Linked DNA regions of Homo sapiens: region 1 is linked to region 2. Evidence: chromatin loops called from intact Hi-C (ENCODE). Cell type or tissue: breast epithelium. All regions are shown on one strand.

Evidence for each region. A loop is a pair of places that touch in the nucleus more often than their neighbours do. Peaks named below come from ENCODE experiments on the same cell type or tissue, not always from the same donor. Only the 100,000 strongest peaks of a DNase experiment are listed, where the experiment ranks them.
Region 1: a loop joins it to region 2, with 2.4 times the contacts of the local background. A loop is called at or near these places in 6 of 110 quality-filtered maps.

Annotation. Positions count from the first base shown.
Region 1 is chr19:1,218,600-1,226,599 of GRCh38, forward strand. It overlaps STK11 (serine/threonine kinase 11), which reads left to right. Exons shown (of 10, transcript NM_000455.5): 3 at 725-814; 4 at 1,774-1,906; 5 at 1,982-2,118; 6 at 2,614-2,741; 7 at 3,350-3,407; 8 at 4,386-4,573; 9 at 7,855-8,000. Among named protein-coding and RNA genes, the nearest start is that of CBARP-DT, 15 kb to the right of the region's middle. RefSeq lists an enhancer at 4,447-4,656. In breast epithelium, a CTCF peak has its summit at 3,038 (motif pointing right); no DNase peak of the experiment used is centred here; H3K27ac peaks cover 2,171 bases.
Region 2 is chr19:1,010,108-1,018,107 of GRCh38, forward strand. TMEM259 (transmembrane protein 259) reads right to left here. Exons shown (of 11, transcript NM_001033026.2): 2 at 4,085-4,366; 3 at 3,134-3,233; 4 at 2,356-2,466; 5 at 1,959-2,081; 6 at 1,785-1,885; 7 at 1,634-1,691; 8 at 1,473-1,556; 9 at 1,260-1,392; 10 at 989-1,088; 11 at 1-788. The coding sequence ends at 243. Among named protein-coding and RNA genes, the nearest start is that of TMEM259, 7.0 kb to the right of the region's middle. RefSeq lists an enhancer at 4,628-5,161. In breast epithelium, no CTCF peak of the experiment used is centred here; no DNase peak of the experiment used is centred here; H3K4me3 peaks cover 2,475 bases; H3K27ac peaks cover 2,836 bases.

The sequences.
Region 1 (8,000 bases), 210 kb after region 2:
GGAGACTGGCACACGAGGGCCGTGGCCTTCCCTGGTTCCCCGGAAGTCAGCCATTGTGGCAATGGCTGCGCAGCTTGCTGAAAGGGGCCCTGAGCCCTGGCCCCTGTGTCTTGGGCCCGTGGGGTGTCAAGTCCCTTTTTTCTCAGAGTCTCCTCCCAGGCTAACCAGGGGTGTAGCCACGGTCTGCCTGAGACAGGCCACGCGGGCTGACCGTTGTGGGCCATTTTGGTCGTGGCTGGGCGTGTCCTCGTGTCATCTGTGGACACCCCCATGGGTCTTACGGGCACAGCCTCCCTACGGGGACTTTGCTTCCTAAGGCCCTGTGCCCAGAGCAAGAGCCAGAAGTGGTCCTGAGGCTGGGGCTGTGTTCCCTGAGCCACGCGGTCAGGGGCCCTGGGACCGTCCTGCATGGGCCCGAGCCTGCTTGGGGGGGCGTCCAGGAGGCACCATCCCCCGCCCATGGGCAGGGTGGGGGACGTGAGCCCCGCAGGAACGCTGCCCCAAGAGTCAGCCCTGTCCTCCCCTTCCCCGTAGGCTCCTTCCTCCTGGGACGCTGGGGCCCCTGGGCCTTTTCAGAGGGGTGGCTGAGGGCAGGGTGGGCCCTGGTCCCGAGGAGGGGCAAGGTGGGTGCAGAGGGTCCCTCCAGAGCCCCTTTTCTGGCCCCCGTGCTCCCTGGGCCTGTGAGTGGGGCCGCCCCCTGAGCTGTGTGTCCTTAGCGCCCCACGTATATGGTGATGGAGTACTGCGTGTGTGGCATGCAGGAAATGCTGGACAGCGTGCCGGAGAAGCGTTTCCCAGTGTGCCAGGCCCACGGGTGCGTGCGCGGGGCAGGGGCCAGGGTGGGGCGGGGGCCGGGGGCCAGGCAGGGCAGGCTCCTTTCCGTGAGGCCACACTGCTTGTCCTGATATTCATTGACATGAAGGCCCAAGTTTTTTTGTTTTTTTGTTTTTTTGTGTTTTTTTTCGAGATGGAGTCTCACTCTGTCGCCCAGGCTGGAGTGCAATGGTGCGATCTCGGCTCACTGCAAGCTCCGCCTCCGAGGTTCACGCCATTCTTCTGCCTCAGCTTCCCGAGTAGCTGGGATTACAGGCGCCCGCCACCACGCCCGGCTAATTTTTTGTATTTTTAGTAGAGACGGGGTTTCACCGTGTTAGCCAGGATGGTCTCAAACTCCTGACCTCGTGATCCGCCTGCCTCAGCCTCCCAAAGTGCTGGGATTACAGGCATGAGCTACCACGCCCGGCCTTGTAAAGGCCCAAGTTTTTAAAAACAGTTTTGGGGTCCCCCATGTGTGGCATCCACAGGCAGGGCTGCTGCCAACCTCCCGCCTCCATCTTTGCTGGGCCTGCTGCCTGAGGCCAGTGGCCTGCTTCCAGCCCATCGCTGGCAGCCGCCTGCCCTGACCAGATCTCCTGGATGCAGGTCTGTGGCCTCAGAGTCAGGGCCCCTTGCTGCTGCAGGACCACAGGGGCAGGGAGGGGCCTGCTGTTCCAGCAAGACTTTGGGGTGCAGCCGGCCTGTGGCCCACAGGAAAATGAGACCTGTGGACATCCGGGGCCCTGCCAGACGTGGCTCGGCCGGACGAGGGTGGCCACTGCAGGCGCAGGTGTGGCTCCCTGCTGGACCTAGCCTTTCCTCTGTCCTGTGTGCCTGGACTTCTGTGACTTCCCAGCTGGGCCTGTGGTGTTTGGGAGGCTCCCAGGCAGCTGCAAAGGGGACCCCTGTGAGGGGCAGGGAGGCCTCGGCCCCAGGACGGGTGTGTGCTGCCCGCAGGTACTTCTGTCAGCTGATTGACGGCCTGGAGTACCTGCATAGCCAGGGCATTGTGCACAAGGACATCAAGCCGGGGAACCTGCTGCTCACCACCGGTGGCACCCTCAAAATCTCCGACCTGGGCGTGGCCGAGGTAGGCACGTGCTAGGGGGGGCCCTGGGGCGCCCCCTCCCGGGCACTCCCTGAGGGCTGCACGGCACCGCCACAGGCACTGCACCCGTTCGCGGCGGACGACACCTGCCGGACCAGCCAGGGCTCCCCGGCTTTCCAGCCGCCCGAGATTGCCAACGGCCTGGACACCTTCTCCGGCTTCAAGGTGGACATCTGGTCGGCTGGGGTCACCCTGTAAGTGCCCCGCCCCCCCGGGCACTCACCACACGCACACTCCGAGGGGCCTCTGCGTCTTGGGCAGCTGCCGGCCTGTGGGCGCAGGGCGTGGCCACCGGCCCAGACCCTCTCTGGCCACAGCCGCTAGGGGGTGCTTACTTTATGGAAATGTAACTCATACGGCAGATGGTGGTTCACCCGTGTGAAGTGCAGCCTGGCCCGTCAGGGATCTTCACAGAGTGGCACGGCCGACCCTCCTCCCAGAGCCCCACAGGGAAGCTGGGCGGGTGACAGCAGCTCCAGGCCCCTTCCCCGGGTGGGTCCAGAGGACACTCCCCTCCTACCCCGTAGCCTCCACTAGTGGAAGGTGGTGAAGACAGAGGTGTCCTTGAGTCCACAGGGCCTCTGGTCCAGCAGCCACGGGACGCCTCTGTCCCTGGGGTAGAGCTGGGGCTCCTAGGGCGTCAACCACCTTGACTGACCACGCCTTTCTTCCCTCCCCTCGAAATGAAGCTACAACATCACCACGGGTCTGTACCCCTTCGAAGGGGACAACATCTACAAGTTGTTTGAGAACATCGGGAAGGGGAGCTACGCCATCCCGGGCGACTGTGGCCCCCCGCTCTCTGACCTGCTGAAAGGTGGGAGCCTCATCCCTCTGCCCGCAGCCCCAGGGAGGCGGGGCTTTTGTGCAGAAATGTAGGGTTGGGGGTGTCAGGTGGGGGGCTATTGGCCCCGAGACCCCAGCAGGCATTGAGAGGACTGAGTGGAGAGGCCGACCTCCCCGCAGGGCCTGGTTTGCCAGGTCCCTCAGCTCCACCCTGCTTCTGGGCCCTGTTCACCCTCCGAACTCCCACCCCAGAGGGCAGTGCTGCCCTGCGCCTCCCCCAGCCCCACCCTCGGGGGCTCCCTGGCTTGCAGGGTCTGTCAGGGTTGTCCTGCTGCACTTCCTACGCATGGCAGCAGGTGGCACTGGCCGTCCGTCCATCTGCCCAGTGGCCTTGGGAGAACGGAACCGCCCTGGCCGTCCAGCCCAGCCCTGTCTCCCTGCCAGCCGCGCACAGGCTGTCCCCGGCATGTCCCAGGAGTGGAGTGGCCTCTGTCAGGGAGACCGCCTGTGCGCGGGGTCCCCCTTAGGAGCGTCCAGGTATCACCCAGGGCCTGACAACAGAGGCTGGGCAGGCGGGGACGGTTGGTGGGGTCTCAGGCCTGTGCCCAGCTGACAGGCTCCTCGCCGGCTTCTCCTCAGGGATGCTTGAGTACGAACCGGCCAAGAGGTTCTCCATCCGGCAGATCCGGCAGCACAGGTGAGCGGCCCCTGGGGGCAGTGGGGCCGAGGCTGCAGGGAGGCCGGCCATGTGGGCAGCTGGTTGAGCGGGCGCTAGAGCAGGGCGTGGTGGGGGTGCCAGGCTGGGCTGGGGCCAGACCCCGTGCAGCGCCCGCAGTTCTCGGGGCCCGAGTGGGGTCTCTGGGCAGTGTCCTGTTACCGGCCAGACCCAGGCGCCTTGTCCGAACTGGGGTCTGAGTGAGGACATGCGTCCGTCCCTGCCCTAGGCATGGAGATGCGCCAGGAAGGGCACAGCTGGTCCCAAACACTGGCGAGAGCCTCTCTTTTTCCCCTCCTCCTGGGGCTCCCAGCAGCAGGGTGTGGCTGGGATCCAGCCCAGGGCCCCCAGCTCCATGACAGGGAAGACAGAGCAGCGGACGGGGTCAGCAGGCCCCACAGTGCCGCCTCCCTCACTTCGTGGGCTCTGCTCCTCTGCACCAGCCCCTGGAGGCCCTTGAGCCGTCTGCTGGAGCCCCTCCGAGCCCCGAGGCCACCCACTGAGACCGGCTCTGGGAGTGGGAGTGTCCGGACCCCTGAGGCGCTGGTGCTGATTGTGCCTTGGGGGTCTCTGCACAGCTCGGGTCATCTGGGCGCCTGGCGGGGACTGGGGCTGCCCCCCGATAGCCTCCTGGGCTGGGATGTGCTCAGGGCCCCCCAGACCCCCTTCTGGCCTTTGCTGGCTTTGCAGCCAGCATCCATCTGGTGGGTGCTGGCTTCTGAGTGCCACCTGGGACACAGGCCTCAGGGTGGAGGGGACATCTGTCAGGCTTGGAGTCAGGTCAGCCTGCCTGCTCCTAGAGGACATGGCTGAGCTTCTGTGGTCACAGCCACCCCTTGCACGGCCTGGTCCCAGCTCCTGAGTGTGTGGCAGGTACCCTGGGCCCAGAGGAGCTGGGTCGGAAAACTGGACCGCCCTGGTGCCAGCCTGACAGGCGCCACTGCTTCTGGGCGTTTGCAGCTGGTTCCGGAAGAAACATCCTCCGGCTGAAGCACCAGTGCCCATCCCACCGAGCCCAGACACCAAGGACCGGTGGCGCAGCATGACTGTGGTGCCGTACTTGGAGGACCTGCACGGCGCGGACGAGGACGAGGACCTCTTCGACATCGAGGATGACATCATCTACACTCAGGACTTCACGGTGCCCGGTGAGTCTGGCGGGGGCCCCTGCCCGGCTCTGCTGACTCGGCCAGGATGTCCCACGGGAGCAGGGTGCCTGCCTGTCTGCAACAAGGACAGCTTCTGCCCTCTGGTGGCCAATCCCACGTCCCCAAAGCCTCCAGCCCACCTGCAGGCTGCCTCCGCCCTGCGGGCCGCTGGGACATGGCTGAAAGGTGTGGGGTCAGCGGGGGCACCAGCCCAGGCCTGTCTGGCCAGGAGGGTTCCTCAGGCGTCTCTCCGGGTGCTGCCCAGCCAGGCACCACCCACCGGCCTTGGCCTGAGTCCCAGCAGGAGCAGGCGGGGGAGCCCCAGGGTCGGGGGAGGGTAGGTGAGAGTCAGGGTGCAGGGTGGCCCCTCAGACAGCTGGCATGAGAGAGGGTCCAGTGGCCCTCCCTCCCGTCGTCCCTGAGGCCTGCCCGCTGGCCCTGATGCCGGCCGCCCTTCTTCCCTAGGTGGCGAGGAGGCGTCTGAGGCAGGGCTTAGAGCGGAGCGCGGCTTGCAGAAGAGCGAGGGCTCAGACCTTTCAGGAGAGGAAGCCTCTCGGCCGGCGCCGCAGTAGTGCCTGAGGAGGAGCTCAGGGCCTTAGCGTAGGGGCGGCCCACATTGGCAGCCAGCCCCTCCCCGCCATGCTCCCGGCTTGGCTGTGTTCGGCCCAGGGCTGGGCCGTGTCATAAAGAGTTTTGCAGTGTATCTGCAGGGTGGATGCTTGCTGCGCTCGGGCTGGAGCCTGAGGGGGCTTTCTGCTTTACTGTTTCAGCGGGAAGTGGTGGGCAGGGGCCGGCCTGAGAAGGGGGGTACGCCAGGCAGGTTGGGATGTGAGGACCCAGTGCACAGGGTCCACCCCCGGGCCCGAGGGTCCCAGAATAGTGGGGGCCCTGCAGAGAGCCCCCCATTAGGTCCCTCAGCACTCCTGGGCCCCTCATCAAACCCCTAGGCTCAGCTCAGTAGCTGGTCCCCAGGAGAGTACAGTGTGGGGGCCCCCGAGAGCACAGTGTATGGGGGTCCCCGGGGGGTACAGTGTCTGGGGGCCCCCCAGGAGGATGCAGCATGTGGGGGCCCCCCAGGAGGGTACAGCGTGTGTGGGGCCCCCAGGATCACAGGGTCTCAGCTCCTGGGCTCTTGGATTTGCAGCACCACGACCATCGCGTCTGGTCTGTTGGAACGGGAGGTGCTGCTGGGTACCCTGGTCACTAGGGTGTGCTGGGAGGTGGGGGCCCCTCATGGTGCCCATCCTTGGGGCCTGGCTGCAATTTGACCCCAGGCCCAGGGTCTTCTGCCTTTCAGAGCCCTGGTGCCCTGAGACGGGCAGCCAGGCAAATCCCAGGCAGGAGGGCCAGTTAGGGCAGGGCCAGCCCAGGCAGGTTGCGAGAGTCCCTACTGGGACGTGGACCACACGCTGACCCCCACGGCCGCCCCTGCAGGCCAGGATCCCTGAGCCAGGACCCGGCACTGGCTTCCCTCCTGGGGACCCTCAGGCCTGTGTGAGACCTGGGCTGCCCTGGGGTGAGGTGCCTGGGAGGAGAGCAGGGGCTGGGCCACCTTTTTCATGACCCTGCTAAGCCCACTGTGGGTGGTGAGGAGGAGTACCCAGCAGGGGGAAGGGCCGCCAGACCACTCGGCATGGCTGAGGCCTCAGTACTCAGTACTGGGTACTCAGGTGGACGCCCCTCCCACTGCTCAGATGCTGGGGACAGGCTCAACTTCAGGCTTCAGCGTGAGCCCCGTCCCTGACCTGCAGAGCCCCCTTGCGTTGGGGCAGGACAGCCCGGCGCCCTCGGGTCAGGCCATCCTCTGCGCTCTGCCGGGGCTGCTGCATCGGCCTCTGCGTGCCTCCACTTTGGCCTCACGTGTCCCTACCCAGGATGCGGGTCCTGCTGCCAACACCCAGATCCCAGGGAAGGGGCTTGGGCTAGATCCTGGGCACCAGTGCAGACAGGAGTGTGGGGTGGGGCAAGGGCCCAGTGGCGGCTGTGCCCGCTGATGCAGAGCTGGGGCACCTTGTCCACAGGGTCTGCCCCACCAGAGACGGGCTGGGCCCAAGCTCAGACCTATGGGTGCAATTGGTGCCTCCTCACCAAGGTCTTTTTTATCTTTTTTTTTTTTTGGAGACAGAGTCTTGCTCTGTCGCCCAGGCTGGAGTGCTGTGGTGCGATCTCGGCTCACTGCAACCTCCACCTCCCGGATTCAAGCAATTCTGCCTCAGCCTCCTGAGTAGCTGGGATTACAAGTGCGCGCCAGCATGCCCGGCTAATTTTTGTATGTTTAGTAGAGACGGGGGTTTCACCATGTTGGTCAGGCTGGTCTCAAACTCCTAACCTCATGATCTGCCCACCTCGGCCTCCCAAAGTGCTGGGATTACAAGCGTGAGCCACCGCGACCGGCCCAAGGTGCTTTTTTAAAGCTAGTGACTTCCTGTGCACATGGGGTGGGTGTGTGGCAAGTTCTGGAAGCTGCTGAGTCAGCCACTGGTCCATTCTCGGAGCTGGGGCTCTGCACTGGGCACATGAGCTCTGGGGCAGCCCGGGGCGGCCTCCCACTGACTTCGCCCGGGAGGGGCCTCGGGGATGGCTCGGCAGCCAGTGTGTTCGCGGAGTCCTCGCCAACCACCACGGCTCCTCGCAGGGACAGTACGTGGGCAGCTTCCTGCACTTTCCCCTGCCATTGTGAGAACAGTGTCCACCTGGGCAGGGTGGGCAGCCCCAGGCCTGTGGGTTTCACCAGGGTGCTGGTGATGGTTGGTGGCTAGCAGGGACTGGGGGCAGCTGGGGGCCCTGGCAGGCTGAGCTCTGCTCCCCGCGTGGTTCTGTGCTGGCATTTCGCGTGCCTGGCCTGAGCCTGGCCCGAGCCTGGCCCTCCTGTGTCCTCACAGATGAGCATGTGGCGGCTCCTGGGCCTCTAGAACCAACCATGGGCCAGGGTGCCCCAGGGGAGCACGGGAGGGTCCTGCCTTGTCAGCTTGCCTCCTACTCGTGAGGTTCCTGCAGTCAGTACCTGGGTGGGGTCCCACCTGCGGCCATGGCAGGTGCAACAGACGTGGTGGAGGGGACACTCCTGCCCAGGCCATCTGCGGGAGGCTCAGCCCCGGGGGGTGCCTCCCAGAGCTGCTGGGGGGCAGCATTTCAGGCTGGATACACCTGGGCCTGACCCGGGGGCGGGCATGGCCTGGGCAGCAGCTGTAAGTGCGTCCCCGTGGTGGGGGCCAGCCAGGTCCCTGTGGCTCTGGGGTTGCGCCCCTCAGCTCAGGCCACACTTGCCGTCTCCCTCCCAGGACAGGTCCCAGAAGAGGAGGCCAGTCACAATGGACAGCGCCGGGGCCTCCCCAAGGCCGTGTGTATGAACGGCACAGAGGCGGCGCAGCTGAGCACCAAATCCAGGGCGGAGGGCCGGGCCCCCAACCCTGCCCGCAAGGCCTGC
Region 2 (8,000 bases):
GAACCCCACCCCCTCTCCTTGCTGACCAGCTCAAACACCTCACTAGCGGGTACAAGCCTCGGGCGCGACCTCACACCAGGGGGAGGAAAGCCGCCTTCCGGGCAAACCCCACGAAACCCTGAAAGCCCCCGACACAGGCTGGGCAGTCCCAGAGGAAGGAGGTGGCTGGCCTCCCCCACCCCCACGGGCTCGGGAAGGTCAGGCCCAGCCAGCAGGGGTCAGAGGCGGCTCAGCTGTGCGGCTCAGGACCCCACCTCCGAGGGCGCCTCCGTTGGGGCCATGGAGGCCGGGCTAGGCCCGCCTACCGCAGCCCCCAGGGGAGTTGTGTCAGAAGCTGCGGAGTCACTCGGGGGGACACTGTCCTGGGGGGCGTGGGGGAGGCCCCCAGCAGGGCCCAGCGGGCTGGCTGGACGCCGCTCCAGGAGGGAGGCGCTCAGGCCGGACAGGAAGGAGGCGTCTGTGATGATGGCAGCGGTCTCTGCCATCCAACCCAGGTCACCACCGGCAGCTGCTGCCACTGAGGCTGCCGCGGCCACCAGGGAGCTGGGCGCCGCTGCCACAGGCCCGGGACTCCCGCTGGCCCCAGGCGAGACGGGGCCCAGGGCGGGGGGCTGGCCGGCAGAGTCAGGGGCTGTAGCCGGGGCGCCCGAGTTGTTGTTCATGTCATCGGGCAGCGCCGTGGGGGTCCCGGGGCCCAGTGGCGGCGCCTGAAGCAGCATCTCCTGGATGCGGACCTGCTGCAGGATGGCAGGCAGCTCGTAGTGGTGGAAGAAGTAGATCATGGAATGCTGCGGGAGGGAGAGTGGGAGTCAGGACGGGCCCGCCCCTGCCCCACCCAGCCGCTGCTCCCAGAGGGCAGCCCACCCGGGACCATCCACGCTACCTCTGCCCGCTTGGGCCGACCCCACAGGGCATCCTCCCCGGCTGCAGCCTCTCCTGCCTGGAAAGGCACGGCTGGCCTGCCCCCTGCTTGCCGCCCAGGCCTCACCTGGATGAAGAGCCAGGAGGTGACCAGGGCCAGGCTGCTATACTGCCCATTGAAGCGGTAGTGATAGGCATAGAAGGCGAAGTGGTAGAGATAGAAGAACCTGCGGGGCGGGGTGAGGGCGTCGGGGCTGCAGGTCCCACCCTGCCAGGCCCAGCCCCTGGGGTTCCCGCGTGGCGCAGCCACCACCCCCGCCTCCAGCGCCCCTCCCTCTGGCAGCCCCCTACCCCTGCCCACCAGCACCCACTCCACCCTGCCCCCGCGCCACGCTCACCGCAGCCAATGCCGCTTGCTGGTGCTGGTGTGGCAGCAGATGGCGTCATACTGGTCCGCGAGCCACACGATGAGGATGATGTAGAAGGCGGTGGTGGTGTCGTTGAAGAACTCCGACATGATGGCCTCCATCCCTGCAGGGAGAGGCGGCGCCGGTTGAAGCGGGCGGGGCGGGGTGCAGCGCGGGGCGGGGGAGGCCGGGTGGGGTCCTCACCGACGAGGGCCAGGATGACGGTCAGCAGGGGCGCTGCGGGGAAGGCGATGGCCATGTTCATCTCCAGCATCTGCAGCAGGTCCACTGCGGGCACAGGGCGGCGGGCGCCCGGTGAGGGCCTGGAGGACGCCCGCCCCGCCCTGCGCCGGCGGGACACTCACCGATGAAGACGAAGATCTGGTGGTGTGAGTACCGCAGCAGCATGGACACGCTCAGCGTCTGCAAGGGGCGCGCAGGAAGCGCTATGAGGGGCTGCGAGGGCCTGCTTGGCTCCCGCCCGGCCAGCCCCCGCACCCGCCCCGAGGCACTCACGAAGATGACCATGATGGCGAAGGCGGCCAGGTAGGACGTCCGCGCCATCCACATGCTCACAAAGCGGTAGTGCTCGCCCGACACCACATTCCGCAGGAAGCCTGCAGCAGAAGGAGCCGTGAGCGCCCGCCCCCACCCGCGCCCTCGCACCCTCGGCCCCGGGGCATGCCTCACCCTTGTTCTCCTCGTTCTCGGCCAGGCCCTTCACGCTGGACATGAGGATGTCATCGTAGCCCAGGAACTCATCCAGCAGCAGGCGGCTGAAGCGGTCCCCGAAGCACTGGTCCCGCGTGGGGTCTGCGGGTGGGTGAATCAGGGAGCCGGGAGCCCCGCCCAGGCCACCCCCTGGGCCCTGCCCCAGCTGGCTCCATTGCTGAGGCCTGGCCTGCTTCCTGGCCCTGCCCATTCTTAGGAAACCCATCCAGGACCCCAGCCCTGGGAAGCGTGCCTGGGGCGGGGCAGACCCCAGTGCTTCCTGCACAGCCCCCCGTCCCGCACCAGCAGGAGGAGACCCGAGGGAGGAGGGGAGGCCCCGCCATGGAGCTCCCCAAGCCCAGCAGCTCAGACTCACCCAGGGTGACCACCATGACGGGGATGCTCAGGCGCTGGCGGGTGGCCTGCGACAGGCGAAGGAAGCCATACTCTAGTGAGTACTCCACGATGTACTCGTCCTGCGGCCACACTGCAGGGCAGAACCAGGGACCAGGTCAGCGCCCCCACACACGTCCCCCGCCCACTGCCAGCAGGCAAGGCAGGCGTTGAGGGGTGGAGGGTGAGACCTGCTGAGCCCTGGGCCCCAGGTGGGTGCTGGGAGGACCCCTACATGGACACTTGGGATGGTGCCCACTCAAGCTGGTGTCCTGCCCTGTGCACTGCAGAGGCTGGCCAGGCTCCTCCTCCCGTGGCCCCCTCTCCCTGGCTGGGGCTGGCTGGGTGCAGGGCTGCCCCACTGCCCTGGCGGCCCCCAGCACACCCCCAACACTTCAGAGGCCCCGGCCCTCTGGATAGACCCTCTGCTGCCAGATGGGCAGGGGTGGGGGCGGGGGCGGGGGCTTCCCTGAGCACAGCCCGCTAGAACTCTGAGCTCAGAGCCGAAGGGATCCATCCCCTCCAAGTCGCCGTTCACGAGGATCCCAGAAAGGATGAGCTGAGCCAGTTACCCCAGGCTCTGGGGTGTCCCCACAGCCTCCTGTGCTGACAGATGGGGAAATCGAGGCACGGGGGTGCCCTCAACGGTCCAGGACATGCAGCCAGCAGGCTGGGGATGTTCGGAGGGACCCCGCCTGCACCCCAGCACCCCATGACTGAGGCAACCCCGTGAGGCAGTACACCTTTGGTGGGTGGCCTACCTTTGGTGGGCGTCTCGGGGAAGGGGAACTCCTGGCTGTCATTCAGGGCCTCTGTGCTACTCGGCGGCTTGAACACCTTGGGCTCGATGTCCAGCTCAAACTGTGGGCGACCAGGGACCTGGGTGTCAGCAGCGCCAGCCCGGGCTGTGAGGGCCCAGCCTGAGGATACAGTCCTGCTAATGGGAAGGGACTGGAAGCCTCAGCCTCTGCCCCACCACTGACCAGGCCAGGGTGGACTACGTGTGCCTCCCGCCTCAGCTGGGACCCCACCTCAACACCAAGCCTGCCCTGCTGTGAGGCCATCTCCAGCACAGCTCTGAATCCTGAAGCTGAGGCAAGGGCCAGCTACAGGCAGTAGACCCCATGGAAGGGTCCATGATGCTCTGCCCAAACACTCAAACTCTTGGGGTTGGCTCTGTGGGAACAGGTGGGACCCCAAACCCTGACTGCTGAAGCAAAAACATCTCCCACCAGGCTGTGGGGCCCAACACAGCCACCTGGTCCCACCAGTGCCCAAGGCCACCACAAGCTGACCGGGAACCCAGCACCTCTGCAGGCAGTGGGGCCACCTCAGGACGGCCAGGATGGGCCCAGAGCTCTTAGCTTTCAGCCCCCAGGCCTCCTCAGCTATTGCTGCCCACTGCATCCCCAGCCCCAGCCAATCCCCTCCCCGGAACAGCTACTCTCAAAGGCCCGAGTCTGCCCAGCCCAAGTCCTCCCCGAGATCCCCCTGCCCTGCCCAGGCCTCTAGCAGGGCGACAGGCCGAGGGTCTTGCTTCAGAGCCCCCAGGCCACCAAAAGGCCACGGCAGGCAGGGGCGGCCTTGTCTGCATGCCAGGTCCCTGAAAGTCAAGAACCCCAACATCCTGTCGATGTCAGGAACCGCCCCTTCAGCGACCAGCATCTACGGGGCGCTGGCCTCTGCTGCAGCTGAGCCCAGGCCTGGCTCACCTTGATGGAGCTGTTCCCAAACATCTCCATGGTCAGCTCTTCCTCCTCCTCATCTTCCATGTCCAGGTTGCTGCCTGGTTCCACGGCCAGGCCCGGGAAGCTCCCGCGGCCGCCGCTGTCACAGAACTGTAGGAAGACGGGCGCGCGGCTCGAGTTGTGCCGCACTTCCACACGCAGGATGCCCTCACGCGGCCACTTGTCACGCACATGCTCCAGGCAGTTGATGGGCGAGCGGGAGAAGACGATGTGGATGTAGGCCAGGACGAAGAGCACAAACAGGGCCTAGGGGGCGGCCGGCAGTCAGTGGGGCGCCCCAGGGCCAGCTGCAGCCGACACCCAAGGGCCTACGTGATGGGGCGTGATGGGGCGCGCTGGGACGCCCAGGACGGGGAAAGGAAGGAAACCCCAGAAGCCGAATTGGGCTCTGAGGACCCTGGGTCCCTCCCACGCTGACTGCACCGGGCCAGCCCCTCACATAGTCCAAGTGACTGAGGATCCGGGGGACGCCCCACTCCAACCCCGGAGGGGCTCTGCCACCTGCAGCCCGGCTCTGACAGGCCCTGGGGCTTCGGCAAGGCCTGTGACTGCCCCGCACCTCCTCAGGGGTGAGCCGGACGAAGCCAGCAGGCCGGGGCCCTCTCAGATGCACACAGGACCCCCCAAACCTGGGAGGAGACGAGGCTGGACTCAGACCCACCAAGTGGAGCACACCAGGGCCCTCTGCCAGCCAACGGCTCCCGCCCTGCAAGCAGCAGCATGGGTGTTGCCGCCACCCCAGGGCCACCAGCTGGACCCACTGTCTACGAAAGAGGGCACAGCCCTCCACAGCCCAACCTGCTGCTTCCTGCCTCACCTTCCGCTGCGTCCCCAGCACTCCCCTGATCTCACCACCTGAAAATAGCTTCTCTCACCTGGCGGGGCGCCCTGTGCAACCCTCCCAGGCCTGGCGGGGCCAGCCGCAGCTGCTGGGGACACAGTGGACCTCCGTGGCTGGGCAGAGCGCCCCACGGCAGGGCGAGGCTGCCGTGCCCGAGGCACAACCTATGAACTGGGGTGCCAGCAGCTCTCACCTGGGGGCTCCTGCCCAGGGGATGCTTGGGACATCTGTGGTTGTCACAATTGGGGGAGCTCCTGGCATGGAGTGGGTGAGGCCAGGGATGCTGCTCGGCACCCCGCAGTGCCCAGGACGGCCCCACCCCGACGTCCACAGGGCTTGGGGAGCCCACGCCCCAGCGTGCTGCAGGCACAACTCAGAGTGGGGCCCCTCTAGGGGCAGTTCAGGGCAGCCCCTCTTCCAGGGAGCCCGCCTCACCGTCTGGCGGTTTGGCTGCCCACTGTACCTCCCAACCTGAGGTCCAGGCATCACCCCCGAGCCTGGTGAGGGTCACGTCTACCTGCTGCCCCGATCCGCAAAACTGAGGACCCAGCTGGGCCAAGGGGGCGCCCACGGCCACATGGAACCCCAGACTCTCAGGGAAGAATTGATCAGACTCAAAATCACAAGCCAGAGAGCCTGGAGCACAGGGCCCCTCCGTGACCCGTGACCTGCTGGCAGGTGCACCAATGCCCGGGGTGCAGTGAGCCACCTGTGGCCGCACAGCCATAGGCAAGACCACCAGGAGCCTCAACTCTTCCACGCCCACAGTGAGCTGGGGCCTCCTCTCCAGAACCCTCTGTAGACTGAGCAAAGGGCCGAGTCAGCAAAGCAACCCACTTCCAGCCCGGCCGCAGTGCTGTGACCTGTGGGAGGCCCTGAGTCTGAGCACGGATAAAGCCCTGGGTCTAGCCGCACGTGCACCTGGGGCGAGCCCCATCACACTCCCCAGCCCCAGGAGCTGGAGAATCCCTTGGGCTGATCTGAACTGCATTTCTAGTCCTTACAGCCAAAAGAGCCGCAGGGGATGAAGGCTGGCCCGGCGCTGAGATTTAAGCAGAAACAGGCAAGAGCAGAACCCTGACCGCCAGGCATTCAGGCCCCGCCCACAGACGCCGGAGCTACAAATGAGGGGTGGGCGGGGGGAGGGGGCAGGGCCCTCTGCTGGGGAGGGTTCCCCTGTGTCCTGGGGAAGACAGGGAGGGCAGTGTGGAAGGGGGGCAGCCCCGGAGCCTGAGATGCTTTCAAAGCCTAGCGTTTCCCCATATGGCATCTGGGGACAGGAGCCACGGAGGCTGGGCCCAGTGGTGGGTCACGGTCAGAGACACTGACCCCACAGCCCCTCGGCTCAGCACTCTCAGGAGAGAGGGGCCCGCGAGGCCCATGGTGGATGCTGCTGGTGGCCACGCTCTGCCTTCCAGGCCCACACATCCAGCAGGAGCTGTGCCCAGGACAGCAATGGACCCTGTGCCAAGATGTTCCAAAAAGTGCTGATACACAGTGGGCCGAGGTCGGGGCTGTCCAACGCTTCACAAGGGACGCACGGCTGTTACCATCCCTGGTTTATATACGAGGAACTGACACAGAGGTCCCGACAGACCTGGACCTGCTGAGGTCACATGGCCAGGAGGGAGGGGCCAGGGCAGTGCCAGTCTGCACAATTAAGGCCCCACGGGGAAGAGCAGCTCCTGGGGTTGCCCTGGGCAGGGTCAGCTTGGTCCAGGGTCAGCGGGAGAGGGCACAGGACACACATCCTGCCACACCCAGCACTGGTGTGAGTGACCCGTCCCATGAAGACAGCGGACGTGATGAGAGGGCACCAGTGTTTTCACACAATGTGCACACACTCCAGTCAAAGACTTCAAGTCCACCAGACGCTATGACTCAGACGTCACTGTGTCTCTGCCCCATCAGGTGCTCCGTGCTGACCGAGCTCAGGGCCCCTCTTCCCTGACTGAGCATGACCAGAAAAATGCCCCACTGGACAAGGCCCGTTGCCGCCAAAGCCTCAGCTCCCCTTCAGTCTCCCACCACAAAACAAGGAGCAGGCACCACCCAGCCAGACGCAGGCTCATCCCGAGTCCCGGGTCCTCCTCCCCAAGACCTGTCTGTCATCAGCCACCCTGCAGCAGCCACCTCACCAGGCCCGGCCCTGAGCCACACGCCCAGGCAGCCTCGTCCACGCCCACAGTAACCCTCCCCAGGGAGCTCACCTGCAAATGCTCCCATGGGCCCCTGGCCACCCTCTGCCCGCAACCTGGCTCAGCCACTCGCATGCCCTGGGTGGTCCAGTCCCCTACACTCCATGACCCTGTCCCTGACCCAGGCTCCCCAGCAGGCACCCACATGCTCCAGCCCCACGGCCTTCCCACACGCTCTCCAGCTGCCTGGACACCCCACCCCATCCCACTGGCTGTGGCTCACCTCCAGGAGGCCCTGCCCACCCAGCACAGGAGTCACCCCACCCCTATGACCCTTCCTTCCTCCGGGTCAGCCCACACACGGCTGCACCCACAGGAGCACCTCCCCCAGCCTGGGGCCGTGCTCACCGCCTCCTCCAGGAAGCTTCCTGGATGTTCTGGCCGAGGCTCTCAGGGCACCCCAACACTCGGCCACTGGGTGGGCCTTTCCTTTCCTGTCTCCCCACAGACCTGGAGTGCCAGGAGCAGCCTGCCCGCTCTCTGGGTATTTGACTGACCCACAGACCGACGGACACACAAGCCCGCGGAGCCACACTCTCCTCCCAGGTGGGACACAGAGCCCTCAGCCCCAGCCAGGAAACACTACCTGGGGCTCCCCTTTGTCCACCCGGGGTGCTTCCTGCCTCCAGGCCACCGGGGCCTCTCCTTCCACTGCAGCCTCACAGTGGCCTCAATGTGACAGGTCCCCCATTCAGAGCAGGGCCCCTGGGGTCTCACATACCCCGTCTTTAATCGTCACGACCCCACAAGAGGAGCCCCATTACTCCCTGTGGCTAGGCGCGGGCCCCTGCCCATGTCCAGGGGTGCTGAGTCGAGACCCCTTCACCCTGTGGGCATCCAC